Regions from separate parts of the Mus musculus genome. Here all the other regions are linked to region 4. A link is a loop called in an ENCODE intact Hi-C map of the cell type or tissue named here. Cell type or tissue: heart. All regions are shown on one strand. Links, peaks and the distances in the headings refer to the core of each region. The heading gives the core; the rest is flanking DNA. Region 1 has its middle 4.9 kb from the start of Gm26091. Region 2 holds the start of Lrig2 (leucine-rich repeats and immunoglobulin-like domains 2). Region 3 overlaps Phtf1 (putative homeodomain transcription factor 1). Region 4 overlaps Gm34548 (a long non-coding RNA gene).

Region 1 (7,385 bases), core at 1,487-6,486, 78 kb before region 4:
ACCAATGTGTAGAGATTATACTTTTATCTGCTCCGGTATCAAGGATGCCTTCAAACTCTTTTCCATTAATCTTAAGGCGGAGCTTAGGTCTATCATTTAAAGATACAACCAAATAGGCAGAATCATTTCCTGAGGAGCCCATTTTCTTTATCTCAGGTCCTGCAGATTTCTCCCTGGTATTATCAGGGAGGAGCAGCAGCTGAGCTATCCTATCTCCTTTACTAATAGAAAAAACGCCTTTAGGGCTTGAGCACAGGACCTGTATTTCAGGGGAATGTTGACAATCCATAACTCCAGGGTGGACTACTAAGCCCTGCAAGGTGAGTGAACCTCGGCCGAGAATAAGGCCCATGGTTCCCGGGGGCAAGGATGGTATAGGCTCCACCGGCACCGGCTGAATACTCATTTGAGGCATTAGTAGGAAGTCGGAGGCGGCACGCAGGTCCACCCTTGTGGGTCTTCCTGGGTCGCCTCTCTGACTGCTTCCTGGGTCCTGACAAACCGGTTCCCATATCTTTGAGGGCCCTGGGACCGAGGGCCCGATGACCCGTTTTTTGGCACATCAGTTGATTGACTATCAGGTGGGGGAAGAATTCTGCCCTTTATATCCCTCACAGAGCGACACTGGTCAGCTCTATGATAACCCTTGCCACACTTAGAGCAAAGAGTGAGAGTCCCTCCCTGTTTATCTGGAGCTCTGCAATCTTTCTTAAAATGCCCAGGCTTTCCGCAGTTAAAACATGTCCTCTGATCATTTCTGCCCATGGAGCGGTTTTGGGATTGAAGGATGGCAGCCGCTAAACCTGCATTGCTGAGGGGTCCCCCAAGCTCTCGACAGACCCTGAGCCAGTCTTGTAAGCCTTTGTTCTTTCTTGGGGCTATGGCCGCTCGGCACTCCTTTGTGGCTTGCTCGTAGATTAGCTGTTCTATGAGAGGCGCAGCTTGCTCTGACTCTCCAAAAATACGCTCTGCTGCCTCTGTCATTCTGGCCACAAAATCTGAGAAAGATTCCTGAGGTCCCTGGATTATCTTTGTTAACTGACCAGTGGTTTCACCTGCTCGAGAGAGCGCCTTCCAGGCCCTAATAGCCGTGGAAGAAATCTGGGCATAAGCTCCCCAATGGTAGTTTGTCTGATCAGCAGAATAAGCTCCCTGACCCGTTAACAAGTCAAAAGTCCAATCTCTCTGCTCTGGAGTCAAAGCAGCTGCGTTTGCTCGGGCCTGCGCCTGTGCAGCTTCGTGCCAAAGCGCTTTCCATTCCATATATTTGCCCATACTAGGGAGAGCGGCTTTTACAACCGTCTGCCAATCAGCAGGCGTTAGTGCCATGCCAGCGAGCCTGTCTAACTGCACCAAGGTGAAATTAGCATTGGTTCCGTATTTACGAACCGACTCGGCAATTTCCTTAATCTGTACGTATTCTACCGGAGCGTGGACACGCCCACCCTCGGCTCCTTCAAAGACCGGAAATGCCTGTTCTATTTTCCTTTGTTCCTCTCGGGGAATGAATGAGTCTGCGCACTGCCTCTCTGCGCATTGCTGACGCACTACGGGCTGACGCACTACGCAGGGCGGGGACTCCGCATAGGGCGGGAGTGCACCTGGTAGCCGATTGCCCTGAGGCCAATTAGCAAACTGGCCTTCGCCAGCCGCTTTTGGCTTTTTTCTTGACCGATTAGCTGGCTGGTAATGGGCTGCTTCTTCCTCCCAGTCTGTTTCCTCAGAGGAGGATTCTTCATCTGCTTCAGAGCTACTAAGAGCTGGCTTCCTGAGCTCATCTAGTGACGAGTATCTCCTAGAGACCTCCGCTAATCGATCTTTTTTCTTCTCCCTTTTTCCTCTTTTTCTTCTAATCTCTCTCCAGGTATTCCTACCTAACCTTAACTTTTCCTCGGGTTCAAGACCCTTGGAAAGGCCTGTATACTTACCGTTTCTCCTTGTTCCTACTCTCTCTCTCCGCTTTACTTCTGATAGACTGTCCTGAATTTCCTCTAGAATTTTTAGCCCTGCCTTAAGCACTATATAACATGTGAAAAGGAACAAAAGGGCTCCTAACACTAGAAAAAGTTCAAGGCCAAACATACCTGGTAAAGCCATTTCTCACTTCCGTTCCCCAGCTGATGAGTTCTGAATTCGGCAGTTGAATCCTTCTCAACAGTCTGCTTTACGGGAACCTTTATCACCGTCGTTCCCCAGCTGATGAGTTCTGAATTCGGCAGTTGAATCCTTCTCAACAGTCTGTGTTACGGGAACCTTATAACCTTGATTCGCAGTTCTGGTTCTGGAATGAAGTATCCCTCCTGCGCCAGTCCGGAGTTTTTTCTCGTCCCGGATTTTCTCGTCCCGGAATTCGGCACCAATTGTTATTAGACGCGTTCTCACGACCGGCCAGGAAGAACACCACAGACCAGAATCTTCTGCGGCAAAGCTTTATTCTTACATCTTCAGGAAAAGAGAGCAAGAAGCAAGAGAGAGAGAAAAGCAAGAGAGCGAGAAAAGCAAGAGAGAGAGAAAAGCAAGAGAGCGAAAAAGCAAGAGAGAGAGAAAACGAAAACCCCGTCCCTCTTAAGGAGCATTCTCCTTCGCCTCGGACGTGTCACTCCTTGATTGGCTGCAGCCCATCGGCCGAGTTGACGTCACGGGGAAGGCAGAGCACAAGTAGTCATAAGATACCCTTGGCACATGCGCAGATTATTTGTTTACCACTTAGAACACAGGATGTCAGCGCCATCTTGTAACGGCGAATGTGGGGGCGGCTCCCAACAAAACCCCACTATATATCACAGATTTCATAGGTAACCCCCAACAAAAACAAATTTCTAAATCGGACTAATATAGAGCCTTCCAAATCTATTCCTTTAAAGGCAACAAAACTTTCCTGTGTATTTATTGAACTGTCAGACAGTTTAACTTGCTAGTCAAACACACAAGCTTTGGTCTGATTAACTCTCAGTTCTGTTTCTATTTCTTGCCAAGAGTTCAGCTTTGGGCAGATTTATTAGCACAGTGAACAAAGAGAAACAGCTAACTGTAGTGGTCCCCCCTACCAGGGAGGCTGAGGCAGGAGGATCACTTGAGCTCAGGACTTTGAGGTGAGTTTAGGTTTGTCTCTAAAATTAAATTGAATTTAAAAATTAAATGGAGCCCAGATTCGGTAGTGCTGGTCTTTAATCCCAACACTCTGGGGGCAGAGGCAGGAGGATCTCTGTGGGTTCAAGGCCAGCCTGGTCTACAGAGGGAGTTCCAGGACAGGCAGAGCTGTTTAGAGAAAGACTCTGTCTCCAAATGAAAAGAAAACTAGTACATGCTGAGCATGTAGTATGTTAGTATGTAGTGTGTTGTAGTATGTTAGCATAAGCATGCAGTATGTCACTTTGTCATACCCAGTTCAAAGATGAGAAGGGAGAGGCAGAGAAAGAGTGAGGAATTTGCTTAAAAGGAAAATAGAAAAAAGGTGGTGCACAAAGTCCCATCCCAGACCAGGATCCCAAACATATATCCTTCTGGTCCTTGAACACTGAGGGAACCCTCACTGTACCGGGGGTCTCTAGAAGTCAGACAAGGAGTCATCCTGGCCCCCAAGAAGTCTTGTGTGGCATGACTTCACCACAGTGAGGTTTTTATTCTCAGCCACATATGTTTAGAAATTCAGTCTGTCTGCCTTACTAGGTATGGCAGCGTACACCTGTAATCCCAGCACTTGGGAAATTGAGGCAGGAGGATTGCTATACATTTAAGACCAGCCTGGAATTACAGAACAGGCTCTGTTTAAAAACAAAACAAAACAAAAAAGCCAGAACAAAATCCAATCTGCTAACACATAGGCAGTGAATTTGTTTCCTAAAGCTGATTCAAAATCCCAGAGGCTGGTGTTTAAAATCACAACAGCAGTTTATTCTTAAAATTATTCTTGGATACAGAAAGAAGCACAAAGGCTGGGGACTGATACACTCATGTCACACGTTCAGCACTCAGGAAGCCTAGTGGCCAAAGTCATTGCTTGCAGAGCCGGCATCAGAAGCCAGGGAGCCCCTTTCCTTTGTCTCTAGGAAGTCTGTTTTAAGTTATGGATACTGCAAATCATGACAGAGTCAGGCTCATTGGTGCCAAGGCATCAACTGACCTGCCTTAAGAACTGAGCAGGTGAGGGTAATCTCTTTCTTGCCAGCCCTTGAACCCTCAGTTTTCACTCTGAGACCCTTTCTGTTCCAAAGCCTCCAGGGTCCAGCCCTGGTCCTGAATACTGTGTGTGAATTGAGGTCAATTATTACCCCATACCACACAGCACCTTGCAGCCCACGGGGCCGTGCTTTTCCTTTACTAAGTGAAACGTTGGATACTATACTGACTCTCAGCTTTCTGATCTTGAAAGGGCAAGTTAGTTCCAAGTTCTTGAGGCTTCAAATCCTGACTGAAGCCTAAGAGCCAGGGCTGGCTGGTGGACATTAGCTACTCTTTCATTTCTGAAGGTTTTGCCGGGTGGGCTCTCAAGCTTCAGAAACAGACTGTCGCCGTCAGATTTCTGCCTGTCTCCTGAAAACCAAAGGATAACAAATACTGTTTCTGTAGCTACCGAAGAGACAGACCGCTTGGAGGAAGATCTACATGGCTCTGCAGACTCCCTGGCTGTGCCAACTCTGGGGGAGTCGCTGCACACAGCAAGAGTCGGCTCTAGTTCTTGGCTCTTGGCCACAGTTCCCACAGCTACAGCAACATTGGCAGCTCCTGCTTTCGTGCAGAGCTTCTAGCATGCTGGGAGTCTCCTGCTGACAACCTCTGAAAGACAAGGCTCCAAGTCCTACTAGCTAAGGCAGCCAGAACTTAAAGGCGAATGGCTGCGGCCAGATCCCTGGAATCAGGTCATGTCAGAATCTACTGCAAGAAAGGATGAACCCCGCCTGTGTATGTTATATAACACTTTGCACAGAGGGGATAGTATAGAGAAACTATAGACCTAAGTCTATAAAAAAAGCAGGCTGAGCAAGCCATGAGCAACCTCTCACCTCTCCTGAGCTCTCAGAGTTCAGGGAAGAAAATGTAGGTTCTGAGGAGCAGATTTGCTTTTAATTTATTTTTTTAATTCTTTATAATTCATCTGTTATATTCAGAATGAATTCACAAATTTTGGTCAATTTCATATCTTATTAACCAGTGTTCTAGAAATATTTTTACTTATGTAATTAATCTTACTTATTTACTTAATTTTGAGACAGGGCCTTACTATGTAGTCCTGGATTCCCTGAAACTTGTGTAGACTAGGCTGGCCTTGTCTTAGGGTTTTTACTGCTATGACGAAACACTATCGCTAAAAGCAACATGTCATAGTCCAACACTGAAGGCTGAAGTCGGGTCAGGAAGTCAGGGCAGGAACCTAGAGGCAGGAACCTAGAGGCAAGAGCTGAAGCAGAAGCCATGGAAGGGTGCTGCTTACTGGCTTGCTCCTTCATGGCTTGCTCAGCCTGCTTTCTTATAGACTTAAGACTACCAGCCTAAGGATGGCAACATTCACATGGAGCTAGGCCCTCCCACATCAATCATCAATCAAGAACATTTCCCATAGTTCAATCTGCAGAGTCATTTTCTCAAGTAAGATCCCTTCTTCCTGGAAAAACCTAGCTTGTGTCAAGTTGACATAAAAGTAGCCAGCACAGTCCTAAAACACAGAATTTACTAGCCCCTGCTAGGATTAAAGACATGTACCACTACACCTGGTTTTTCTTTCTTTTCTTAAATTTGGGGGGTGGGGGCTGGGGAAGGGTGGCCCATGGGCACACATGCTCACGCTTGTGGATATGTGCACATGAATGCAGGTCCCTTCAGAAGGCAGCAGAGGGTGTTTGAGCTACAGGCAGTTGCCAGCTGCCTGTCAGGGGTGCTGGGAACTAAACTCACTGTGTAGTCTTGGATGGCCCAGAACTCACTTTGTAGACCAGACTGGCCTCGAACTCAAAGAAATCTGTCTGCCGCTGCCTTTGCCTCCCAAATTCTGAGACTACAGACTTGTAACATCACACTGGACCATTGCCCTCTTTTACCTCTCTCCCATTCCTTCCTGCCTCCTTTCAAGTTGTTGGAGTGTGCTGCAGGAGGGAGAGAGTCTCAGTTTAGGTAGAGCTGTTCACATGAGCATAGGTGGGGGGTTATGTACCAGACACTGGGCAATTTACCAGTGATTACACCACTGAATAAAATAACTTCCTTCTCTAGCAACCATTAACTGCCAATAGTCCCTCAGGGAGGGATAGGGCCTGTGAGCTCTGGGGCAGGTTTTTTCCCCTACACTTCTGGGCTCCCACACAGGCAAATACAGTGAGGATCCAGGCCTTGCTGTGGTTGTTTTGTTTTGCTCTTTTTTTGAGGCATGGCCTCACTATACAGCCCGGGGAGGGGGGGGGGGCTCCAGCCCAGTCCTGCTTCAGAGTTGCTGAGCTTATAATAGCCCTTTGACACCACTTCCCAGGCAAGACCCTGCCTTCTGAGACTCATTCTTCCAAGACTCCTAGGTAGATTCTGAGCTCCAGGCCACAGAACACTGGAAATATTTGGTGATCCACGACCTCTTCTGGGAGAGATCTCTTGATTTTGCTGGGAGAAGCATTCAGACTGTCTGCCCTGCTCATTGAAGACCAAGCAGGGTTCTAGACTGCCAAGTTCATTTATTCAACATAGGAAAATTTATTACCATTTCCTGCCTCAGTCCAACATTCACACCTGAAACGCGTGGCGTTCCTAGCAGTGCTTAAGGGTTAACTAAATGGGAAGGCTTGGCCCCTCGGTGATCCTTCTGGGTCTGGGTGTTTTTGAACATTCCCTACGCTCTACTCCCTTTCGTCCTAATGGGCCCTACCCATTGAGGTGGATTCCAGACCTCTCCTATATCTTTGCCTTGGCTCAGGCCTCTGACCCCTCCACAGCATCGACTCAAAGCAGAGAGATGGCCAAAATAGGCAGTCAGAGAAGAGCACAGGCGTTCATTCCTATTGCGTCTGCTCAACCTCTCAGCCGCCCTGTCAGGGAGCCTCTCAGAATCACAGGCTGGGCCAGAGAGTCTTGCCCTCCTCATTCACAGTGTGAGAACAGAGTGACCTAAGAGCAAGGTCCTTCAGAGGCTGTGTGCTGACTGCTGAAAAGCCAGAGAGATACTGCTGCGGATGTGGTGGTGTGCACAGGCTCCTTTCCCTGGGCCAGGCTGAACTACGTCCCCCACAAGATTCTTTTCCCTTCCTCTGCTTGCATTGGTCGTCAGGAGGGTTGTTAATGATTCACTACGAGAAACTTCTACTGTCAGTTTTTTCTTTCTTTTGGGGGGGAGGGGGAGTGGAGTAGAGCAGGGTGCACCTGCAGAGGTGGCGGTCAGAGGACAGTCTGCCGGAGTCTGTTCTTTC
Region 2 (7,385 bases), core at 1,231-6,230, 160 kb before region 4:
ACATAAACATTGGGTGGGTATGGTGGCCCACCTGTAATTCCAGTCTCCAAAGGCAGAGACAGGGGTTCCCCCAGCAAGCTAGCTAGATCTTGGTTTAACTGAGAGTCTCTGCCTCGAAATAATGTGAAAGGACAATCTCATAATCTCATAATATATTACCTCCCCACAAAAATTTAGACCTATAAGATTGGGATGGATAGATGGTCAGCTCCTAAGAGCATATAGTGCTCTCCCAGAGACCTAAATTCAATTCCTAACAGCTCACAATGTCCTACTTCATGGAGATCTAATGCCTCTGACCTCCAGGCACTTGTATGTACATAGGCAGGCAGGCAGGCAGACAGACAGACAGAGAAACACATACACATTAAAAATAAAAATTTGCCCATTTAAAAAGGCTACTTACTAAGATGAGAGAAATGCATTTTCAAGCATTAGAAAACTATGTGACTATCCCCCACTCCCCTTGGTTTTTTGAGACAGGGTTTCTCAGTAGAGCCCTGGCCTCAGATCCCCTAGGACTAGAGTTACAGATGGCAGTGAGCTGCCTGCGTGCTGGGAATTCAACCCTACCCTCTACAAGAGCAGCCAGTGCTTTTAACTGCTGAGCATTCTCTTCAGCTCCCTACAAAGTATTTTTAATAAAAATGGATCTGTGAAGCCGGGCGTGGTGGCACACGCCTTTAATCCCAGTACTCAGAAGGCAGAGGCAGGAGGATTTCTGAGTTCGGGGCCAGCCTGGTCTACAAAGTGAGCTCCAGGACAGCCAGGGCTATACAGAGAAACCCTGTCTCTAAATAAATAAATAAATAAATAAATAAATAAAATGGATCTGTGAGTCTTCCAAAGCACAACAGAATTCTGAAGAAGTAAACAAAATACAGATCTCCTAAATTGGCATTTGGGAAGCACTGACAACTTGGGCTGGGGACGGAGCTTAGAGGACTTGCCTAGCAGGCACAAGGCCCTAGCACTCTATAGCTATTTTGGCTAAGTGGTTTTCCATTAACACTGGATGTCAGAATAACTAGGAAGGATTTAAATATAGGTTGAATATTCCTAACCAGAAAATCCAAAATCCTCCAAAGTCCAAAACTCTTAAGCATCAACATTATGACACAAATCAAAAATTACAGACACACCAGTGTCCAGTGTCGTTCACAGAATGATCCCAGCAATAGGGAGGCAAAAATAGGAAAAGTAGAAGCTTAAGGACAGCCTGGACTACTTAGAAAGGCCTTGTCTCAAACAACAAAAAAATTGTTTCCTCTTCCATCTAGCTGTGAGCAAGCCAGTGCATGCTCCTTCTACCACAGAGTCTTCTTTTCTATAAGACTCCATCTCTTAGAGCATAAGCCAAAACTCCTCCCTTGAGTTGATATGTGTCAGATAATTGGTCACAGCAACAAGAAAAGGAACAGTGGTGGCCCATGCCTTTGACCCCAGCACTCAGGAGGCAGAGAAAGGCTGATCTCTGAGTTGGAAGCCAGTCTGATCTACAGAGTGAGTTCCAGGATAGACAGGACAATATAGAGAAACCCTATCTTGAAGAACCAAAAGAAAAAAAAAAGAGTAACTAACTAATATAAAAATTCCACACTAAGAAGTGAGGCTGTTGTTGCAATATGCTGATCATACTGTTCTGTGGCTCTTAGAACTGGTTTGCAAAAGGAAAATAGCAGAATTTTGAGTTATGGGTTAGAAAAGCCCTAGAATGTTAAGAAGTTAGTGAGCAATACATTGATGCCAAAATGCTGATAACAGTATAAGCAGTAGACTCTATGCTCATTAAGTTTCAGAGAACAAGGACTCTATAGGCAACCAAACTAGAGCCCATTCGAATGACACCCTGACAAAGAACATGGCTGCATTCTGCCTGTGATTTGGTATTTTTAGTGAAACTATATTCAAAATAATCGACTATAAGGGAATTTATTCTCCAAGGCATTTCACTTCAACTAAAAATGTCAATTTAATTTTTATTTCAATTTTCTGAATGCAAGCTGGGAATGGTGGGCAGCAGTCAGTAAGCTGAGGCAGGAGGATGGAGAGTTGCTTATCCTGAGCTACCTGGCAGTATCCCCTCTCAAAACACAAAAGGTAAAAAACAAAATAAATAAATAAATAAAATTAATAAATAAATAAATCCAAATGTCAGTTATCTTCTGGCAATTAGCATCTTTGGTAACATTACTATATACTTGCTAATGATTTTTTTCTTATTTTTTTCAGCACTAATGTTCAAACCCAACTTCATGCATACTAAACAAACACACTCAGCAAGTCTCACTGAAGGATCTTCAAAAGCAGGCCATGTTTACTTCAATTAGTTACATTAAGTCAGACTGTTTTTAAACCTATGTCAGATTCAGTCTATCATAATCAGGTAGCTGTCTCATCAATTTCTTCAAAAAAGGCACCTACTGTATAAAGAAGATGCTGTGCTTGGATTAATTCAGACTATGCTAAATGATAATACTAAAGTCTGAGTCAAACCAGAATAAGCCTCAGATATAACCACCACAAAATGACAGGAGCTGTATTACTATATTGCAATTCTATAGTAACTGTAGCAGTTACTAATTTTCTCAATGAATACAGGAATTAGCTTCTTTCCTATCTATGCTAACCTATAAATACGTTCTGCAAATGTATACTTAACCTCTGCAATACAGATGTTCTACCTGTATTCTTTTTCCATTAAGAACCTAACCAATCTTTGTATTTTAATTATATCACAAAACTATTTTTAGTGATAACTCTTTTTCAGAGGTAACTCTAGAAGTCAATTAATAAGCACGTTGATCAGTTAGTGGCAGAGACATAACTGTATGTTGGTGGCTAAGAAGTCTCATAATTGCAGCATTTAATACCTACTGTTCTATTTAATGCCTACTGACTCAGAGCAGTGAGCTCTCCAAATGCCACTAGCTAATACAAGTTTGTCAGGATTTAAAGTCAGAGCTAGAGAATCCACTCGATCACTGCACTGGATTCTCATACATAAACAAAGAGATCTGAAATGAAGGTTCTTTAACTCAAAGGAACATAGTGAAGACAAAGTATCGTGATTTGGGGAAAAAAAATCTTTCCCCTCTTTAAACTGACTACTAAAGAATAACTGCTCTTACAAAACATTAGAGATCAGCAATGATCTTCCTTAGGCATGCAGAGGTTTTCAACCCTATCAAGAACTCAAGTATCAAAACTGAAACATACAATGAGCCGATGGGAGAACTGGGGACAAAAGAGAGATCCTGTATCTTTGGGAGAGATCGTGTTTGCATCACGTGCCCAAGGACCAGTCAAGCTGGAATTTTAAAAAAAAAAAAAAAAAAAAATGATGCAGCCCAAAGAGGGCTTTGCACTTGGACCCGACCCACAGCCATCCAGAGTCTCAGCTGTGCTGCTCAGGACCCGTGAGTCCAACATTAAACATCTCCAGCCCGGAACGTCACAGACCCCAGATCTTAACCCCTATCTTCCCACGAGTACCGGGAAACCCTAACATTCAAAGTTCACAATCTCAATAAGGCAGCTCCCTTCCGAACTCGGTGGCGACCGCGCCCTGGGACCCTCTACTCACAGGCTGGAGATGTCGGAGGGCAGCGGGCCCGACAGTGCCCTCCAGCTGGGCGCGGGCAGCTTCCTGCGACTGCAGTCCAGCAGAGGAAGACGGCAGGCGCAGGGCGCCGGGCACAGGCCGGCTCGGGCAGCGGGCAGCAGCCGCAGCGCCTGCGCAAGGATGAGCAACCGTGCGAGGGGTCCCAACCCACAGCCCAGGCGCCGCTGCTCCCAGATGCCGCGGGGCGCGGCCGCCATCTTCCCCTGGCCGGGACCCGCTCGAGAACAGCAGCTAGCTCAGAGAGTCGGCTGAGGAGAGATGCCCGGAGGCTAAACCGCCACCCGGAGCCCGGGCTGTCACTTGTCCCCTCTCAGAGCGGGCGAGAGGAGGAAACGACGCTACCGCAGGGGAGGGGGCGGCGGTCGGGGGCGTAGAGCTGAAACCCTGACAGACACCGCTCGTCCGCCCCGCCCCGCGACGCAACGTACTCACGCTCAGCAGCCAGCCAATCGGAGCCCCGGGATGAGGTTGCGTCGGAAATTGGGTTCTGAGAGAGGCGAGGCCTACGATTGCCCCGCCCCCTAGGAGGCGAGCATTACAGCGGCCCTTTCTCCTTTTCCGAGCTGCTTCTGCAGTTCTGCAGCTATTCCTCCGCTTGTGGGCGCACTAGGGCCTTGAAATAGAATGGAAAAAGCGAAACCCGAAACGCCAAATCCTCACTGCGGTTGATCTGCAGTAGTAGTGAAAAAAGACCTATTCTGTAGGCTCCTGCAGAAGGGAATGGCACAAGGGCTGCATGCCAAGCAGCAGCTGCAAATAAGTGCGCGATCTAAACCTAACTTCGACCACATCAGTCTCCGGAGCCCAACCAGGGCGGCCTCTGCGGCCGAACTCCCTGCCCTGAAAAAATGTGGCAGTTGGTTCTCCCGGAGCATGGCACGCTGTCACTGTGAAAGGACTTCAAGTTCCCATTGGCAGAGGCGCTATTTAGTCAGTACACCTCCGGCTTCTACAGTAGCCTGGAGTTCAATAATTGTCTCTAAAGAAAATTCTTTCCTCGATTTGGGAAAATATTGTTTCATCTTCAGAAGAACAAGTGGGACAAATAGATAAAACGTTGGTTTGAGGATGTGGGTTTTCTGGTTTCTGTTTGAGGTTTTTGAGCAATCAACAAAGTTAAGAAGACTGGAAGGAAATTATCCTGAAGTAAAAAGACTTACTGGGAACAGCGGAATCTAGCTACCTTGTGATCTCTCCGCTGTGTGTTACCTACAAAATGAGTAAAAATGAAAATATCAGTAATGGTTCACTGACATATAGTGTCTATACTTTTCAAAGACTTTGCAAGCCAGGTGTGGACCAGCACGCCTGCAGTCTGAGCACTCCTTGGGAATTTGAGGCAGGAGAACCCAAGTCCCAGTTCAGCCTCATCTGCATAGTATGCTTTGTATGAAAGAAGAGGAGAAACGAAAAACAGGGTGGGTAAGATGCTTCATCAATAATAGCTTTGCCACCAAGTGTATCAACCTAAGTTGAATTCGCAGACCCCACATGGTAGAATGAGACAACTGACTCCTGCAAGTCCCTGTCCTCTGATCACCATATGCACCCTGTGGCACTTACACACACACACACACACACACACACACACACACACACACACACACCATTTCCATCCATGTCATGCCTTTGGGTTAAAATTACTTTTCTGACTGTCCTCGTGTGCTTGTCTACTGCAGAGGACTTTTAGAAAGGTGTCTCCTTCAGCTTCTTCTCCCTTCTTCTCCCAGTAAACATGACCATGAAAACTAACAGCAACTACTATTTATTACCATTGAAGCAAAATGTGAAGCCAGAAAAGTGATAGAGATATTGGACTTCATCAAAAATGTACACTTCGGGGACAGCAGAGATGGCTTAGCTGTTCAGTAAACACACAATGCTCCTGCAGAGGACCAGGGTTCAGTTCCCAGCACACACACACTGGACAGCATGAAGTCCAGCTTCGAGGATTCTAACGCCCTCTTCTGGCCTCCAAGGGCTTTCTGGAAGAGGAACAAGAGCTTAGCCATCTCTCCAGCCCCTGATTTTTTTTTTTCAGTGTGTGTGAGTGTTTTGCTAACATAAGTTATCTGTGTACCACATGTATGTAGTCCCTGAGGAGGCCAGAAGAAGGCAAGGGATCCTCTGAGACTAGAGTCACAGAAGGCTGTAGGTGCCAGAGATGAAACCTGGGTTTCTGCGGGGGACAGCCAGTGCTCTTAACTGCCTAGCCATCTCTCTACCCAGCCCAACTCCAATTATATTTTTACAGCATAGAGGTCTCAGTCTGTAGTCCAAGGTGGCCTTGAACTCAAGAGCATTCAGTCTCAGCCTCCTGAGTGCTTGGGTCACAAGCAAATTTATTTTAAGATTTATTTATGTATTTATTTATTTATTTTATGTATGTGAGTACATTGTTGCTGTCTTCAGACACACCAGAAGAGGGCATCCGATCCCATTACAGATGGTTGTGAGAATAGAATTACAGGCCATTTGTTGTAAGATATCCTCTGAGTGCTGGGAATTGAACCTGGATCTTCTGGAAAAGCACTCAGTGCTCTTAACTAATAAGCCATCCCTCCAACCACTGGGGTGTGTGTGTGTGTGTGTGTGTGTGTGTGTGTGTGTGTGTGTGTGTGATATTTGGTGGTGTGTGTGTATGCCATGATTTTAGCATAGAGGTCAGAGTAGACATCCTTGTCAAGTAAGTCTCTCCCTTCATCTTTTTGTGGATCCTAGGGACTGAACGCAGGTCATCAGCTTAGAACAACAAGCACCTTTATCTCATGAAAAATCTCCCTGGGCCGAGTATTGACTTTTGCATATGATTAAGAAAAGATCCAGGTATCACATGTCTTTGATCCCAGCACGAGGGAGGCAGAGGCGAGCTGATCTTGAGTTCTAGGTCAGCTTGGTCTGTGGAGTGAGTTCCAGGACAGCCAGGGCTGCACAGAGAAACCCTGACTGGAAACCCACACACAAAAAAGTAAAAAGAAAGAAAAGAAAAAGGATTCAAGTTCTTTTTTTTTCTTCCATGTGACAACCCAGAGAGCTGAGCTTCATTCAGTGAAGGTTCTGCCTTTCATTACTACTCTGAAGTTCTATGTCATAAATCAAGCATCTAATTAAACACCTGATATGTATCAAAAACCAGGTGAACTTTCCATGAAGCAGTACTGTATTTTAAATTACAGTAGCCTTCAAATATATCTCGATAGCTGGCCTAGCCAGTTCTTCTACATTTTTCACTCCAACTCTATCTTTGTTGTGCCATAGTGATTGATGTTTTTCTTAGGATTACACTAAACCTCTGAATCATCCCGACAGAACTTAACATCTTTATAGAAATAAGTCTTTCAGTCTGAAAGCATAATATACTTTTCCCTGTTCAGCTGTTTTGTTTCTTTTAAGATTTCTTCTTCTTTTATTTTATTTTATTTTTTATTTATTTATTTATTTATTTATTTATTTTTGTGAGTACACGGTCAATGTCTTCAGACACACCAGAAGAGGGCATCAGATCCCATTACAGATGGTTGTGAGCCACCAAGTGGTTGCTGGGAATTGAACTCAGGACCCCTGGAAGAGCAGTCAGTGATCTTAACTGCTGAGCCATCTCTCCAGTCCCTTGTTTTTTGTTTTTTGGGTTTTTTTATTACATTTATTGTGAGTGGCCACAGAGTGAAAATCAGAGGACAACTTACAGGGACTGATTCTCTTCTTCCTCCATGTAGGTTCTGGCATTTTCATATGGAATTCCAGGCCAACCAGGCCTACA
Region 3 (7,385 bases), core at 1,266-6,265, 660 kb before region 4:
TTTGTCCAGTGTTAACTTTATAATGGATCTTGTGTGTATGTGTGGTGGATAAGTGCACACAAGTACAGCTTGGGAGCTGGAGGGATGGCTCAGTAGTTAAGAGCATGTGTTGCTTTTGCAGGGGGCATGGGTTCAGCTCTTGGTACCCACTTGATGGTTCATGACCATCCATAACTCAGTTCCAAGGGATCTGACACTCTCTTCTGACTCTGGTCAGGCATGCATGTTGTATACATACATACATGCAGACAAAACACTTACAAAAAGAAAAAAATAAATCTTTAGAAAGTAAATAATAGTGAAAGTGAAAAGTTCAAAACCATAATTGATAATGAAAGTGTACTGTCCAGTGTGACACCACAGCTCGGGATACACCCAGAGTTATTGAGACTGCATCCGCTAAGCTTTCTGTGTGATGGCTTTTATTCGCAAGTTTTTTATAATCTTTAATAAAACAGTAAGTGGATTTTTAGTTTGTAGTCATATGAATATACATCCAAATCCCACCTATTTGTCTCCTAGCTAACTGGTGTTTTGGGGTGATTTTCTTTTCTTAGCTGTGGAAAATTAAGTCCTGAGCTGAGATGTGTGCCTGGACTCTGCTGGCTGGTGTCACTGCTCCCCCACTGAGGACAAAGATGGCCCACAGAAACCAGTGGCCCCACCTGCAGGCTCACATGCATCAGTCTCTCCACTCAGCCCCGTCTAACGAATGGAGCTTCGGCACCTCCTTTCCCCGGGGCCTGTGTTAAAAACCTGCACTTTCATGGTTCTCAAGCAACGTGAATAGTCAGCAAACTAAAGCCTGCCTCACAAAGACTCGGACTATTCCTGAGTCAGGACATTTATCCTGGAGCCTCCAGTACTGTGCTAGTTATACTTACTGTAAATAGTCTCTTGGGTAACCATGGTAGGTGCCCGAAGCATGACGCAACTGTCTCTTATTGGAAATATTTAAATGCATTACTTTTCTACTATAGTCTATGGATTGGGGACTTCTCTATCAGAAGGAGAGAAACTATTTTAGGTTGAATCCAAATAAAAGAACTTTACTAGAGAATTTCAGTTTCTAGGCTTTTTTTACAGTGAGGGTGGAGGAATGCAATAACTTCAAACAGAATTTTGTTTATTTTTGGAGGGAATCTCCTTTAGAGTTAAGCCTGTAAGTACATTGTTGGTGAGCCATGCATGCTCATGAGTTGGCAGCATGCCCATCCGATGGCACGGCCTCTGGTGGTTTGCCTGCTGTGCAGTGGCGGGTATCCAGCCTCTAGTGCACTTGAGGTCCTCAGTGTCTAACGATGGTTCATACTGTGCCGCGGATGTAGCCTTACTTGTTAGTGACCCAGCATGCACTCGTGGTTAATGGAGACATCGGCATTCCTGCTCACCAGGTTCCCTACCTTGAAGAATTTCTTGAGGAAGACTGGAAGCATGAACACCTTAATGGTAAGATTTTGTAAACTTGGTTATCTCATGTACGACAGTTATCATGGGATTGATTTTACTTTTTTTTTTTTTATGTGTATGATTGTTTTGCTTGTGTAAATAGTTGTGTGCCATGTGCATGTCTGGTGCCTGAGCCCAGAAAAGTGCACTGGATCTCCTGACACTGAAGCTACAGACGATTGTGAGCTGCCATGTTGGCGTTAGGAATTGAACTCCGGTCTTCTGCACACACTCTTAACCTCTGAGCCATCCCTCCAGCCCCAGTTACACATTCTCTATGCAGGACAATTGACGAACTTAAAGATTAACTTCCCAAGCCGGGCGTGATGGCGCACGCCTTTAACCCCAGCACTTGGGAGGCAGAGGCAGGCGGATTTCTGAGTTCGAGGCCAGTCAGGTCTACAAAGTGAGTTCCAGGACAGCCAGGGGCTACACAGAGAAACCCTGTCTCTAAAAACAGAAAACAAAACAAAACAAAAAACAAGATTAATTTCCCAAATATACAGATTGTATAGATCTTTCTCTGTTTAAGTCTTTGCCCCTGCTAAGTGTCTCAAATTTCTCACCTGTTAAGTAAGTGTAATAACTACCTAATGGGGTTGTTATTATTTAATGAGAGTGAAAGGTTCTTGGCAGTTAATTCCACTGTAAATATTATCATTATCTAATATCCTTTTAAAAAATCTGATAGCTTTATAGCTGTGAAGATACAAACATGTATAGGTAGTGGATTGGCAAGAATACGCACCTATCCCAAGTGCTCTGAGGGAGCTATGCTTTATTTTATTTTATTTTTTTTAAAAACTTCCATTGATCCACAGATATATATATATATATATATGTGAGTGAGTGTATGCTCACATATGTTTGTTTGTATGGGGTATTGTGTGTGTATAGAAGTCAGCAAAGCAGGTCTGTGTCCCTTATCAGTATGGTGATTAATTTGAAGCAGGGTCCCTTGATTTCTGAGTTTGAGGCCAGCCTGGTCTATAGAGTGAGTTCCAGGACAGCTAGGGCTACACAGAGAAACCCTATCTTGAAAAACCAAAAAAAAAAAAAAAAAAAAAAAAAAAAAAGTAGTTGAATGCTGGGAGTGGTGCTGCCTACCTTTAACCCAAGCACTAAGGGGGAAAGGGGGCAAGGGAAGGGGTGGGGCAGCTCAGTTTTAGGCAGGCCTCATCGCCATAGCAAGCTACCCAGTCAGCCACATAGTAAGACCTTGTCCCAACAATGAAAAGGTGTTCCAGTGCTTTCTGGACTTCATTGTTTCTGACTAGAAGTCTTTGGCTTTTGTTCATCTCAGATGAATCTGATGTTTATTTTCCACTCCTTTAAAGATTTCCACCTTTACCACTGACTTTGTGCAGTTGAATTATTTGTTGATGTAGTTTTCGTCATATTATTTGTGTTGCGGTGTGTTGGGCTTAAGGAGGCTATGGTTTATTGTTTTGTATCATTTTATAGATTATATTTTCACATGATCAAATTACAAATTTTTGGGGCATTAAACAAGTTTTTCCTACATTCCACTCTGACCTGCCTCCTTTTAGGACTCAAACACACATGCGTGTTAGGTAATTTGAAGCATCTCTTAGCTCACCAATGTTTATGCTTTTTCTTTGTTGTACCTTCAAGTTTTCTATCCTGTTCTGCACTAATTTGGTAATGTCATCCAGTGTAATATTAATCTTTGAGATAAGTTACACTGTATAACTGAGGCTGGCCTCTAACTCCTGACCCCCTTCCATCTGTCTGTTGGGATTGCAGGCATGTTCTATTGTGTCTGCTACAGCCAATATATTTTCCATCTACAAAAGTTTGATTTTGATCTAAGAAAGTCTACATCTCTACTTACAATATTTTCTCCCACATAATAAATATATTTACATATTTATATTTGCTGTGTCATTTGGGCATTTGTTTTTATTGTGTTGTCTCTTCATTTAAGACACGTTTCTGTTTTACATGCCTGGTAACTTTTTATTGGCTGTGAATTTTACAGTGTTGAAGAATAGGGTATTGTAGTGTGCATGTATTTTTTTTTTTTGTAATATTTGGAGAGTTTGGGCATTTCAAGGATTACTTTGAAGTTTGGTAGGTGTGCCAGGAACAGCTAGACCTAAGATAACTTTGCTGCTAAAGCAACATCTTTCTATACGCTGTACTTGCTTGTTTGTGACGAGGTTTTCCTGCATTGGTAGTGATTACAGCCCTGCGTTAACTTTAGCACTAAGTTTTCCTTCCTCATTGTTTTGGAGGTTCATTGTGGTTGGGTGTCATGTGTTTGTGCTACCAGTACCTAGCTAAACCTGCTTTGTCTGGTTTCCTTTTTACACTGCTGCTATCTGAAGGCGGTCTTGGGAGTTCTCCTTGTTTAATTCTATTATCTGTGCTACCTTTGTCCAAAATCTAACATCTGCTTCTAATTATTTTGTTTTAAGGATAGACTCATTTTCCTCACCTTAAAATGCTTTAGTCCTTAGGCAGCTGCTCAGGTAAAGGTTCAGTGTCTAATCTAGTTCCACACTGTAGAGGTTGGAGTGAGATGTAATGCCTAGCCTTGGACATTTGAATACTTGTTCCCAGTAGGTGGTGCTGTCTGGAGAGGCTTAGGAGGGAAGGCCTTTCCTGTGGTCACCTCCCAGGCCCTTCTCTCAAGTTTGGCCTCCTCAACCTCACTTCTCACTGCCTTCTACACCATCTCCTTTACCGAGTTTTTGCTCTTAGTAGGTATTTTCAACTATTTCTTCCTCAAATGTGTATTTTTACTGCTCACTGGATAGCTACTGAATAGCTCTTGGCTTTCAGTTCTTGGTAGGGTTCTCTATTGTGACCCTAGTTAATTATCTGTTATATCACTAGTAATTTCCTTCATGTGTATCATAATCTTTTGCTGACTTGTGTCTCCTTTAATTAGACTTTAAGCCCCTTGAAAACAGCTGCTTTCTTCTTTACTCTTCAGAATGCAGAACAGTACTGGACCCCCCTAACAGATGCTTAGCATATATATGTACACTGGATGAAGAATAGTTCTCCCGTTTGTGCAGATACCAATGTTTCATTTATCCCTGTGTAAATATCCAGTTACTTAAGCTTTGATTCCTTAAAAGGGCTAAGATTTTGGTAATATTACATTGAGAAATATAACCAAGATGAAAAAATAGAATTAGGCTAAGTGGGGGAGTAATATATATCAAAGAATAAGAAAATCATCCATTGATTTGTTTTTAAAATGTTTTCTGGGAAAATCATTTCTTCTAAAATTGCTATGAAGGTATACTCCACAAACCTAGACATGTCAAATTATGGTAACAAACACAGTAAGCTAAACAATGAAGAGTTAAATAACAATGTGCTTGTCTAAGTGGAATATGGTTTTCTTTCAGCAAGAAAAATTCTAAACTGGGTCTCTTACATGTGCCAGTTTATGGATTCAAGCATTTTATTCACTAGTGCTATGTAAAGCAAATCAACCTTATTTTAAATTCAACTAAATGTTTTGAAAAATCATATATATATGTATATATATATATATATTTTTTTTTTTAACACAAGGTTTGTATATATTCTTAATAGGCCAGATGGGCCTTGTTCTCACACATGGTGATTTGGAGTCATCTGAGAACTCATTGATTTATTACATACATGGACCAGTGTAGTGATTTATCTTCTATTTCTTGCAGTCACTGGTTTTACTGAGCCATGAGATTTGAGTACAAACAAGCAGTGTTATATTTCTCCTATATGATACTCCAACAAGGTAGTACTCAGGTTAACTAGTGGTTGTCCTTAAGACAAAATAAGTTTCTTGGTTTGTGAATTTTGGCATTTTTGTTTTTGACTTTAATGTACAGAGTATAAAATGGGCATGTATCAATAGGATCGTAAAAGCAGAGTTTAAGGCTAAATTAAAGCAGTTGGCTGTGTCCGTATTTTAGACTACGAGATTTAGACTTTGCTGCTAGATCAAATTCATAAGCATTCATATATTTCATCGTACTTAATGTAGCTTGTGTGATTTGAGACAAGGTAGTTTTGCATAGGTTCAGCTCTTATATCAATATGGTATAGTGACTGAGAGCCTATCAAGTTTGTAGATGTGCCAGATGAATTCAGTTAACTACAGATGGTAGCCTTCCCAAAATGGTAGCATACTGATTGCTGATAAATACTAACAGCAGAATCAGAAAGTTATTCAACTTATTGTTTAGAAAGCTGAAAGCTTTTAGGTATGAGGCATGCCAAGACACAGTTATTGTGATGTAGTTCCTCTTTCCAGTGGCCTGCTGCGGCTCATGAGTCAGTGCAGGTTCCTTGGCTCTAAGAGCAGAGGGTAGGCCAAGCTCCCGTCTGAATCTTTGTGGAAGTCACTTACAGAAGTTCATGTATTTCTGTGAGAAATAGACATCCAAAACATGGAACTCCATTTGTCCAGATGTTTACAAAGCATTTGGCTTTCTATTGCTGCACATGAAAAGTATCTTGACTATTATTACTTTTTTGTTGTTCTAAATCTATGAGAAAGCACACCCAGAATGTATGGAGGATGATTTGATGGACGTGGTTCTCTACCGTGTGAGATAGATGGGGATGGAAGGGTTGGTGGTAGGGTCTTACTTGCTGAACCGTCTTGCTGTCCCAGTTTCCTTTCATTGAGTGAGAATAGTCCCACGTGAAAAGCAAAAAGCCAAATGCTTTCTGGGTCCCAGATCAGATCTAGAGGTTGACCCTGTTCAAAACTGCTCAGCTATAAGGATGCTGTAGCTGTCAGAAGACAGTCCTGCCTGGGTATATATAACAGTGTGTCCATGTCCACAGAACTGCTTAGTTCCTACTTTCAGCAGCTTTCCCTGACACATTTCCATTGTAGGTCTGGAAATGGAACTGGACTTATTTTTAGTGTGAATTCATGCAATTATAAGAATTTTTTCTCCTGAAGAATATTAATTAACCAGAGTTTTGAAGTAGGGTTTAAGCAGTTAATATACTAAGTGAAAAGAAGTCAAGTCTACACACTTAATTTTAAAACGAAAATAAATAAAACGGTTTTAAATATCGTAAGTTGCCATGGAACTCTGTGATCTTGTGGTAAATGGTCTATTCATTAGTCTATTATAAATGTGTAGTACTGGATTCCAGTGAGATATAATACCTTTTCTTTCCTGGTAGTGGAGAAAAGGGGTATTAAAAATATCATTAATAGAAAATGGTGTACAACTCAAGGCTTTTATCCATGGGTGAGATTAAGTACTGGAAAAGACACATTACTTTGTCTTTCTGATTGTCAGTCTTTTTGATGACTCAGATCATGATGGGACTAGGTTCCACAAACAGCAATTTTAAATGATGCTAACAGTTTTAGAAAAAAGCACGACAAACTTTTTTTTCTTTTTTAATATCTATATAAAAAATAACGAGCGATTTACAGATCTTTCTCTAATCAGAACCTCAAGTGTATATATATATATATATTTATATATATAAAGGTACTGTACATATATAAACATTTACAACCAGTACATCCATATTTTGCTCAGCATTCCAAGGCCACATTGCTAAGTCAGTATATAATCAGTACAGTGACATGTTACTTAGGAAGAGCCACATCATATTGACAACATGACATCAAAGTTATGTCACAGTTAACAATAAAAATAGGATTTGTATCACTAATGTGGACTACAGGGAAAATAAATCATCTCTGCAGTACTAAATTCTTAGCATTTATCAAGCTTCCTAATTGTCGCTATTCAAGTAGTTTTGAGATGGGTTAAATACAGTTCTGGATGGAAGCATGTGTCATAACGGGCCAGTACAGTTGTCACAGTGGAATTTGTCAGACTCACAAGGTAACAGAATGAGTATTCAAATACTCCGTAAATAGACAGTTTTGGTCTGAGGAATGTCTGTATTTATAGATGTTTCTGAATGCTGCT
Region 4 (7,385 bases), core at 1,656-6,655:
GAGCCCCAGAGGGTCCTCTTCTCTGTCTGAACACAGGAGGGAAGCTGCTGAGTATCCAAAGCTACCAGGAGCCCTGCTGAGGTCCAGGCTCCACCCATCTGGCTGTGTGCCAGAAGACACAGTGTCATCACAGCTGCCAACTGTCCTCTGGCTCTGAGGTGGTAACTGGGTACCAGACCCTGCTGCAGGAAAGAGCTCACATCTGCATGGCCCTGCTGGCCAGAGCACAACCACAGCAACAGGACACCATGGTCTCATCCCACTTCCCCCTTCCAGATCCCATGTGAGGGTCTCAATATTGATCCTGTCTGCAGGGGCCTGCATGAGGCAATGGCAGGGGAAGTGCAGTCTTTAAAAAGCCTTTGCTAGGGAGAGACAGGAAAGAGGTGGGGGTGGGCTGGGCCTGGTGTGGACAGTGTTGTGCCTGGAGGGCACCCGGAACAGTTCCTGGCATTCAACCACAAGAGCTGAGTAAATGTGGACTCCTGTCCCTATTCCTGCTGTTAGTAATCCATGCCTGCAGCGTGTAAGTGCTGTGCTGAGCCCAGGAAGTTGAACAGCAAGTAAAATGAAGCCACACCTTATAGCAGCAGCATGTAGACTAAGGGCACGGGGGTGGGTGGGTGGGTGGGAGGCTGGGGTGGGGGTGGGGGGAAACGCCAGACCGAGCCCAAAGCAGATTGGTAAGTGTAAAAAGCTTGCAATTCCGAATGTTAAAGGTGACTCCCTGGCCTGTCTTAAATGGGCAGAAGGGACCTCTAATATGGCCTGTGTGAAAATACTCATTTCCACCTTCAGGGGCATATATGCATGCGTGCAGGTGCTGGAAGACTGAGGAGGTCTGGTGTTTGTCAGGAGCAAACAGGTCAATCTAAGGGTGGCCCAGCATGACAGGCAGAGAGAGTGGGGACAAGATGAAACCAGGGAAAGCAGGGGCATATCGGGTCATTCTGGAGAGTCTGGGCTTTAGCTGATGGGGACTAGGGGAGCCATGGGAGGCCTTTGATTTGGGGTGGGGGTGACATTCTTGTTCTGTTCTCAGCCATATCACTTTGATGTAGTTTGATGTAGTTTGTGCACCAGACTGGAAGAAGGCAGGACTGCATGCAAGATTTCATTTCAAATTGGGCCATCTGGTCTGGAAATAATGGCAGTCTAGAGGAGGATGGGGGTGGAGAGGAAGGCAGAGGGAACCTAAGGAGGTTTAGAGGAGGCTGAGCAGCAGGGGTGAGAGGTGGGGGCTGGGAGGAACCCAAGGCGCCTGCCAGTTTCTGCAGCAGGTGCCACCCGATAGGGTGGGGCCCCCATCTACTCCTGGCACTTGATCCTAGGGAGGTGCCCACTCGCATCTCCCCGTCTCGGACTGGGCTCGCAGAAAGCCTCTTCTCTCTCCTCCACTCTATGACCTGCATGCAATTCAATTCCACCAACCATGAGGAAGTGCCCATTCCGTGCCAGGAGCCCTTAGAGACTTCTCTCCAGATTCACCAAGTGGAGTTCTGCTGAGCACACTGAAGCAGAGTCGGGAGATGGGGTTAGCAGGGGAGAGGAAAACTGTGAACCTTTGGCCAATAGTCAGGCCCTCTTTTTAAAAAGACCCTAGTTTTTCACAGCCATGTTGGGAATACTGACGGTCACCCCAAAGCCCACTATTAACAGGAAGCACGCAGCCTCTTCCTGATCAGAAAGCCTGCTGTCCTATGGCCCTCCTGTTAGACCCACAAGGGGAACATCCCACGTGACCCTTCACTTCCTCAACCCAGCTTCAAGCCATTAAATCCACTCCTACAAACCCAGGCATTCTCCCTAGAGGCCTCCAATTAACACAGAGATAAGAAGACCCTTCCACTGCCAGGATACTATAGTAACTTCTTTTTTAACTTTTAATCTTTATTGCTAGAATTGAACCCAAAGCCTTGAGCATCTACCACGAAGCTGTACTTCCAGCTAAGTTACAGTAAACTGTTTTGTTTATTTATCTTTTGCAGTGCTGGGAATGGAACCTGGGACTTCACACATGCTAGGCAAGTGTTCTATAATGGAGGTGTATTTCTGGGCCTTTACATCTTTTAAATTGTTTGCTTGTTTGTTTGAGAGGGTTTCTCTGTGTATCCCTGGCTACCCTGGAACTCAATTTGTTGATCAGACTGACCTCAAACTCACAGAGATTTACCTGCCTCTACCTCTCAAGTCCTGGAATCGAAGGCATGCACCACCACCACCAGGCTTTTATTTTTTGAGAAGCTCTAAGGATGGCTCAGTGATTCTTACAGAGGACCCAAGTTCAGTTCCCAGTACCCATGTCCAGCTCACAAGCACCTGTCACTTCTGTTCCAGGAGATCTTGTGTCCTCTTTTGACCCCTTCTTAGATATACACATAAATTAAAATTAAGATCCTTTATTAGCCGGACAGTGGTGGCACACGCCTTTAATCCCAGCACTTGGGAGGCAGAGGCACGAGGATTTCTGAGTTTGAGGCCAGCCTGGTCTACAGAGTGAGTTCCAGGACAGCCAGAACTACACAGAGAAACCCTGTCTTGAAAAAACAAAAACAAAAACAACAACAAAAAAAATCCTTTTTGTTTTTAAAGATTTATTTATTTTATGTATGTGAGTACACTGTTGCTGTCTTCAGACACACCAGAAGAGGGCTTCGGATCCCATTACAGATGGTTGTGAGCCACCATGTGATTGCTGGGAATTGAATTCAGGACCTCTGGAAGAGCAGTCTTACCCACTGAGCCATCTCTCCAGCCTAATCCTTTGGTTTTTATGTAGATAATGTGTTGCTAAGTTACTCAGGTTGAACTGAACTCTGCCATCCAGGCAGCCTTTGTACTTCCTCTAGTCTCCAACTTCCTAGCCTCCCACTAGGCCAGTGTTTTATTTCTTTTAAAATTGATTACATTTACTTAAGTGTGTGTTTGTGTAAGTGTGTGTGTGCTCTTGTGGAGGTCAGAGAACACTCTATGTTAGTTTTCTTCTACCTTACACATCTGGGTTGGCTTGGCACCAAGTGAGTTTGCCTGCTGAATCCTTCCGCTGGTATTTGTTTGTCTTTTGAGAGGGTTTTGTTTATTTGATCCAACTGTGTAGCCCAGGCTTCTCTTAGATTAGACATTCCCTCCTGCCTCAGTCTTGGGAGTGTTGAGAGTATAGGCATGTGACACCACACCTGGCTTACACTTATTCTCAAAGTTTTCTTTTCTGTCCGCTCTCTTCTTCAGAGTCTCAGTATGTTGCCTGGATGGCCTTCAAACCTCTGGGCTCTTGTTTCTACCTCCTGAGTGGCAGGGACTTGGGGTGTGCACCACCACACCCAGATTAATATTGACCTCTTATCACACTTGTGCAGGCAAATTATAGGTCTGCTGTCTGGAGCCCAGGCCAACTTGTTAGGAAGGAGAAAGGCTCAGACACCCCTAGGGTTGAAAGACAATAAAATTTTTGTTTTGTTTTGTTTTGTTTTTTATTTGTTTACAGTCTCCCCTTAGCCCAGGCAAACCTGGAACTAACTCTGTAGTTAGGCTGGTCTCAAACCCACATTGGTTCTACCTTACCCTCTCAAGTGCTGGGATTACTGGTGTGAGCCATCATCACCATGCCCTGACGGGCATGCCTTTACCTACCTTACTCCTAAATTTGCAAACACCTCAGGGTAGTTTTGCAGCTGGTGAAACTGGAGTTGTGTTGGGTTAAGTCACTCTTGCTTATCAATGTCACGTGACCATTTGTGCATAAGCTAAGAAAAATCTTTTTTCCAGTAGTGAGGCCTGAACCCTGTCGCCAGGGCCTCTTAAGCAAATGCTGTCACTGAGCTGTGTACCCTTAGCTCCCTGACCTGAAATCTCCACCCCTTCACGCCTGACATTCATGACTGCTTCCCGGTGACCTTGTGTCCTGGATCCCTGCTTCTTATAGTCCTTCTTTCCCCTAGAGGCAGGCTCAGAAAGCTGTTTTCCTCTTACTCTTGTCTCGGGTCATTTGGCTGAGGAATTGCAGCTGCCTGGGCGGGGCTGGATGGTAGAGGTGTCTGGATCCGCAGAGAGGAAGCGACTGGAGTTCTCAAGAGTCCTGGGTTCACACTGACCCTTCCTGGTGTTCCCTGGCCCATTGCAGTCCTCCTGGGCATTGCCTAGGCTCCCCGTGTTTCTGCTTGCTTACACCCAGTCCTCAGGATGTCCTCTTCCCTTGCTAGAGCCTCAGCCTACGAGCCCGAAGCTCACATCCTGGGGGTTAATTTCTACCAACTCTAATGCCTTCAAATCCCAGGCTGAGCCTTCAGGCCAGGGTACAGCCTGCAGAGCTGACTCATGTGAAGTAGCTATTGGGTGACAAAGGTGAGAGTGGGCAGAAGCCTCCAGCTGCCCCTCCCATCCCTCCCCCCCCCCCCCAATCTGGGCTCCAAGCCACTGTCCCACGCAGCTTTCAGGGGGAAATGTCCTGATCTAAACTAAGACCAGTGCTATTTCCTGGGTCACAAGATCTCCACTGTGCCCCCTGGACAAATCTCGGTGACACCGGGTGCTTGAGCTGCATGGCTGGACAGGCTCCAGGCTTTGATGCAGCTTCTGCTTGAGGCGTTTACCCCAGCAGCTTGGCCAAGCTAAAGCAACCATTCATCCTGACTGTTTCCAAATGGGGGACTTCCTCTGATGGGAAGATCGTCTGATTCTAATGGGGTCTACATCTTGCCTTAAGTGCTGCTCCTAGAAGACACTAGCGCCAGCCCCCTGGGAGTAGAAACTGTCTACTCCCTCCCACCTACACCTCTGGAGAAATCCACGCACCCACCCTCACACCCCAGTACTGCGGTCATTCCTAACACAACACACCCCAGTGACCGCAAACATCCTCCCTCCTACACACAGCTGGACCTGATCTACAGAGGCGTTAATTCCTCAGGACCTGAACAGCGGCTGTTCCAAGTCCAGGGAGACCTCACGCCGACCTTCAAGGAACAAGAGAGGGGCCCGTCGCTGGACACCCAGGATGGTCTCCGCCCACCCTCTTTCCCATCAAAGCCTTTTCTCCGACATAGCTCCGTAGAGACAGTTCAGGCCCTTACGTGGCAGTGTGCGGCGCCCTCGTGTGGCCCATAGCCACCCAGCACGCTGGCCCCCTGGACCTTAGCTTTACCTCGGCTCCCCTGGCACACCTAGGTGTCCCCTCCCCCATCCGCTCCCCCCAGCTGTCCCCACCGGATGTCAGAACTCCACCTATTCCTGTACGGTGGCTTCCTGTCGGTCAGACCAGGTTAACCTGCTCTTTCCATTAATAGGAGGCTTTGAGAGTCTGGAGCAGGAATCCTGCCACGCTTAGCAGATGCCCTGCTGAAGTGAATTTCCTCATGTGTCTGTCTCCCTGCCCACTCTGAAAGGGCTTCGTCTAGGAAGTGAAAGAAAGGAAAACAAAAACAAAATTACAAAACCAGAGTAAGTTCGCAAGAAAACCAGAGTCACCCATCATCAACTGGGCTTTGACAATTTATCCACCGGAGGGAATGCGAGCTGACTTTCAAGCGTTAAGATTTATGGGAGGCTATTGGTACTGGGCACATAGCTAAGGCAAAGATAAGTCAATCATGCTTAGTGGAGCCAAAACCAGGTTGTTTACCAACCTTCACTGATGATAGTGACGATGATGATGATGGCAAAAAGAGAAATAGCTGTAATTCCAAGTAAGCCAGTTTAGCTGTTATGAATAGGAAATCCCCTTTGGGCTAACCTGTACAAGCCCAGTTAACCTATCTTTGTGAGGTTTTTTTGTTTTTTGTTTGTTGGTTTGTTTGTTTTGTCTTTTTGTTTTTTGAGAAAGGGTTTCTCTGTATAGCCCTGGCTGTCCTGGAACTCACTTTGTATACCAGGCTGGCCTTGAACTCAGAAATCCGCCTGCCTCTGCCTCCCGAGTGCTGGGATTAAAGGCATGCGCCACCACGCCCGGCTTCTATGTGAGTTTTTGTTGTTTTTTTGTTTTTGTTTTTGTTTTTGAGATGGTCTCACGATGCAGCAGCCCTGGCCAGCTTGGAACTAACAGAGATCTACCTACCTTTACCTCCAGAGTTCTGGGATTTAAAGAGTGCCACCTTTTGATTGGCTGATTGATTATTTGATGCTGGGAACTGAACTCATATCAGAGTCTTAGTCACTCTTCTGCTGTTGGCATTGAACACCCCCCCCCCCACAGCACCCCCACCCACCCCCCACCCATCCACCCCCCACCCTGCTGCCTCAAGCAAATCTGCTTTTCATTTTGTTTCTACTTCTTCAGACCCCTTTTCTATAAGGCAAACTCCAGGATGTGTTGTTGTGACTCATGAACCACAAATAAAAGGCCTATGATTAAGTTTATTGATTTGTTAACGACTCTCCTCCATTTTAAGGCATAGCCTTATGCGGTTCAACTGGCCTGGGACCCTTGGTCCTCCAACCTCCGTGCAAAGGCTAGGATGACAAGTATCTGACACACTGGCCGGCTTTTGTTATTTTCTTTGCGAATTTGTTTCTGTCTTTATTTTTTGAGGCAGGATTTCTCTGTGGCCTTGGCTGTCCTGAAACTCACTACTATTTAAACCAAACTGGCCCTCTGACACTATGGTTAGCCTCATTTTTAATCATTTACTTAATTTGAGGGGGGGGATTCGAGATAGGGTTTCTCTGTGTATCCCTGGCTGTCCTGGAACTCACTCTGTAGTCCAGGCTGGTCTTAAACTCAGAGGGATTCACCTGCCTCTGCCTCCTGAGTACTGGGATCAAAGGTTTCTACCACTAACAACTGGCTTAATTTAATTTTTTTAAAAATTCCTTTAATTCCAGCCCAGGATATCCCTCACTGCATTGCTGCTCTGCTAGCACTGGTAAACTGAGATGACGTCAGTTATAAGATTATCAGCCAGATAAAGTGATGCACACCTTTAATCCCAGCACTAGGGAGTCAGAGGCAAGCAGATCTCTATGAGTTCGAGGCCAGCCTGGTCTACAGAGTGAGTTCCAGGACAGCCAGGGCTATATAGTGAGACCCTGTCTCAAAAACAAAACAAAACAAAACAAAACAAAACAAAACAAAACAACTATCAGGATGCCCCTGTACAACAATTTTAGTAGCATAGGCCTGCATCCCACTTACCTGCCCAAAGACCCCTCTCCTCACCTGAGATTCCACTAGAGAGACTCTAACTACAGCCAGGCTGTGGGAAGAGACGAATGTTAAGTTAGTAAAGACTCATAGAGGGCATGTAGGCCGGCCTCCCTTCTTCAGGGCAGCCTAGTTCAGCAGCTGGCCCAGTGACAGGGACTGGGCAGGGTTGACAGTAAGGGGAGCTGCCTGCCCTGGTGCAGTCTTCCTGGTGCCCACACAGCTCTGACTGTTTTCTACCACTTAGCTT

The links. Peaks named below come from ENCODE experiments on the same cell type or tissue, not always from the same donor. Only the 100,000 strongest peaks of a DNase experiment are listed, where the experiment ranks them.
Region 1: it touches region 4 in a loop (2.3-fold over the local background); 3 of 42 quality-filtered maps call a loop at or near these places.
Region 2: it touches region 4 in a loop (4-fold over the local background); 35 of 42 quality-filtered maps call a loop at or near these places.
Region 3: it touches region 4 in a loop (2.1-fold over the local background); 6 of 42 quality-filtered maps call a loop at or near these places.

The regions. Positions count from the first base shown.
Region 1 is chr3:104,592,633-104,600,017 of GRCm38, forward strand. No RefSeq gene overlaps it. Among named protein-coding and RNA genes, the nearest start is that of Gm26091, 4.9 kb to the right of the region's middle. RefSeq lists an enhancer at 4,303-7,385. In heart, for the core only: a CTCF peak has its summit at 4,013; a DNase peak (open chromatin) is centred at 4,699; H3K27ac peaks cover 2,334 bases.
Region 2 is chr3:104,507,870-104,515,254 of GRCm38, forward strand. It overlaps Lrig2 (leucine-rich repeats and immunoglobulin-like domains 2), which reads right to left and starts at 4,049. Exons shown (of 18, transcript NM_001025067.2): 1 at 3,587-4,049. The coding sequence starts at 3,822. In heart, for the core only: CTCF peaks have their summits at 4,217 and 6,000 (motif pointing right); a DNase peak (open chromatin) is centred at 4,172; H3K4me3 peaks cover 2,666 bases; H3K27ac peaks cover 1,956 bases.
Region 3 is chr3:104,006,431-104,013,815 of GRCm38, forward strand. It overlaps Phtf1 (putative homeodomain transcription factor 1), which reads left to right. Exons shown (of 19, transcript NM_013629.2): 19 at 558-1,060. The coding sequence ends at 578. It overlaps Magi3 (membrane associated guanylate kinase, WW and PDZ domain containing 3), which reads right to left. Exons shown (of 21, transcript NM_001159354.1): 21 at 6,829-7,385. Among named protein-coding and RNA genes, the nearest start is that of Phtf1os, 42 kb to the left of the region's middle. In heart, for the core only: a CTCF peak has its summit at 4,035 (motif pointing right); no DNase peak of the experiment used is centred there.
Region 4 is chr3:104,670,502-104,677,886 of GRCm38, forward strand. Gm34548 (a long non-coding RNA gene) reads right to left here. Exons shown (of 4, transcript XR_867542.1): 4 at 7,050-7,187. Among named protein-coding and RNA genes, the nearest start is that of Gm34548, 6.4 kb to the right of the region's middle. In heart, for the core only: a CTCF peak has its summit at 3,937; DNase peaks (open chromatin) are centred at 4,090, 4,520 and 5,150; H3K4me3 peaks cover 1,604 bases; H3K27ac peaks cover 1,888 bases.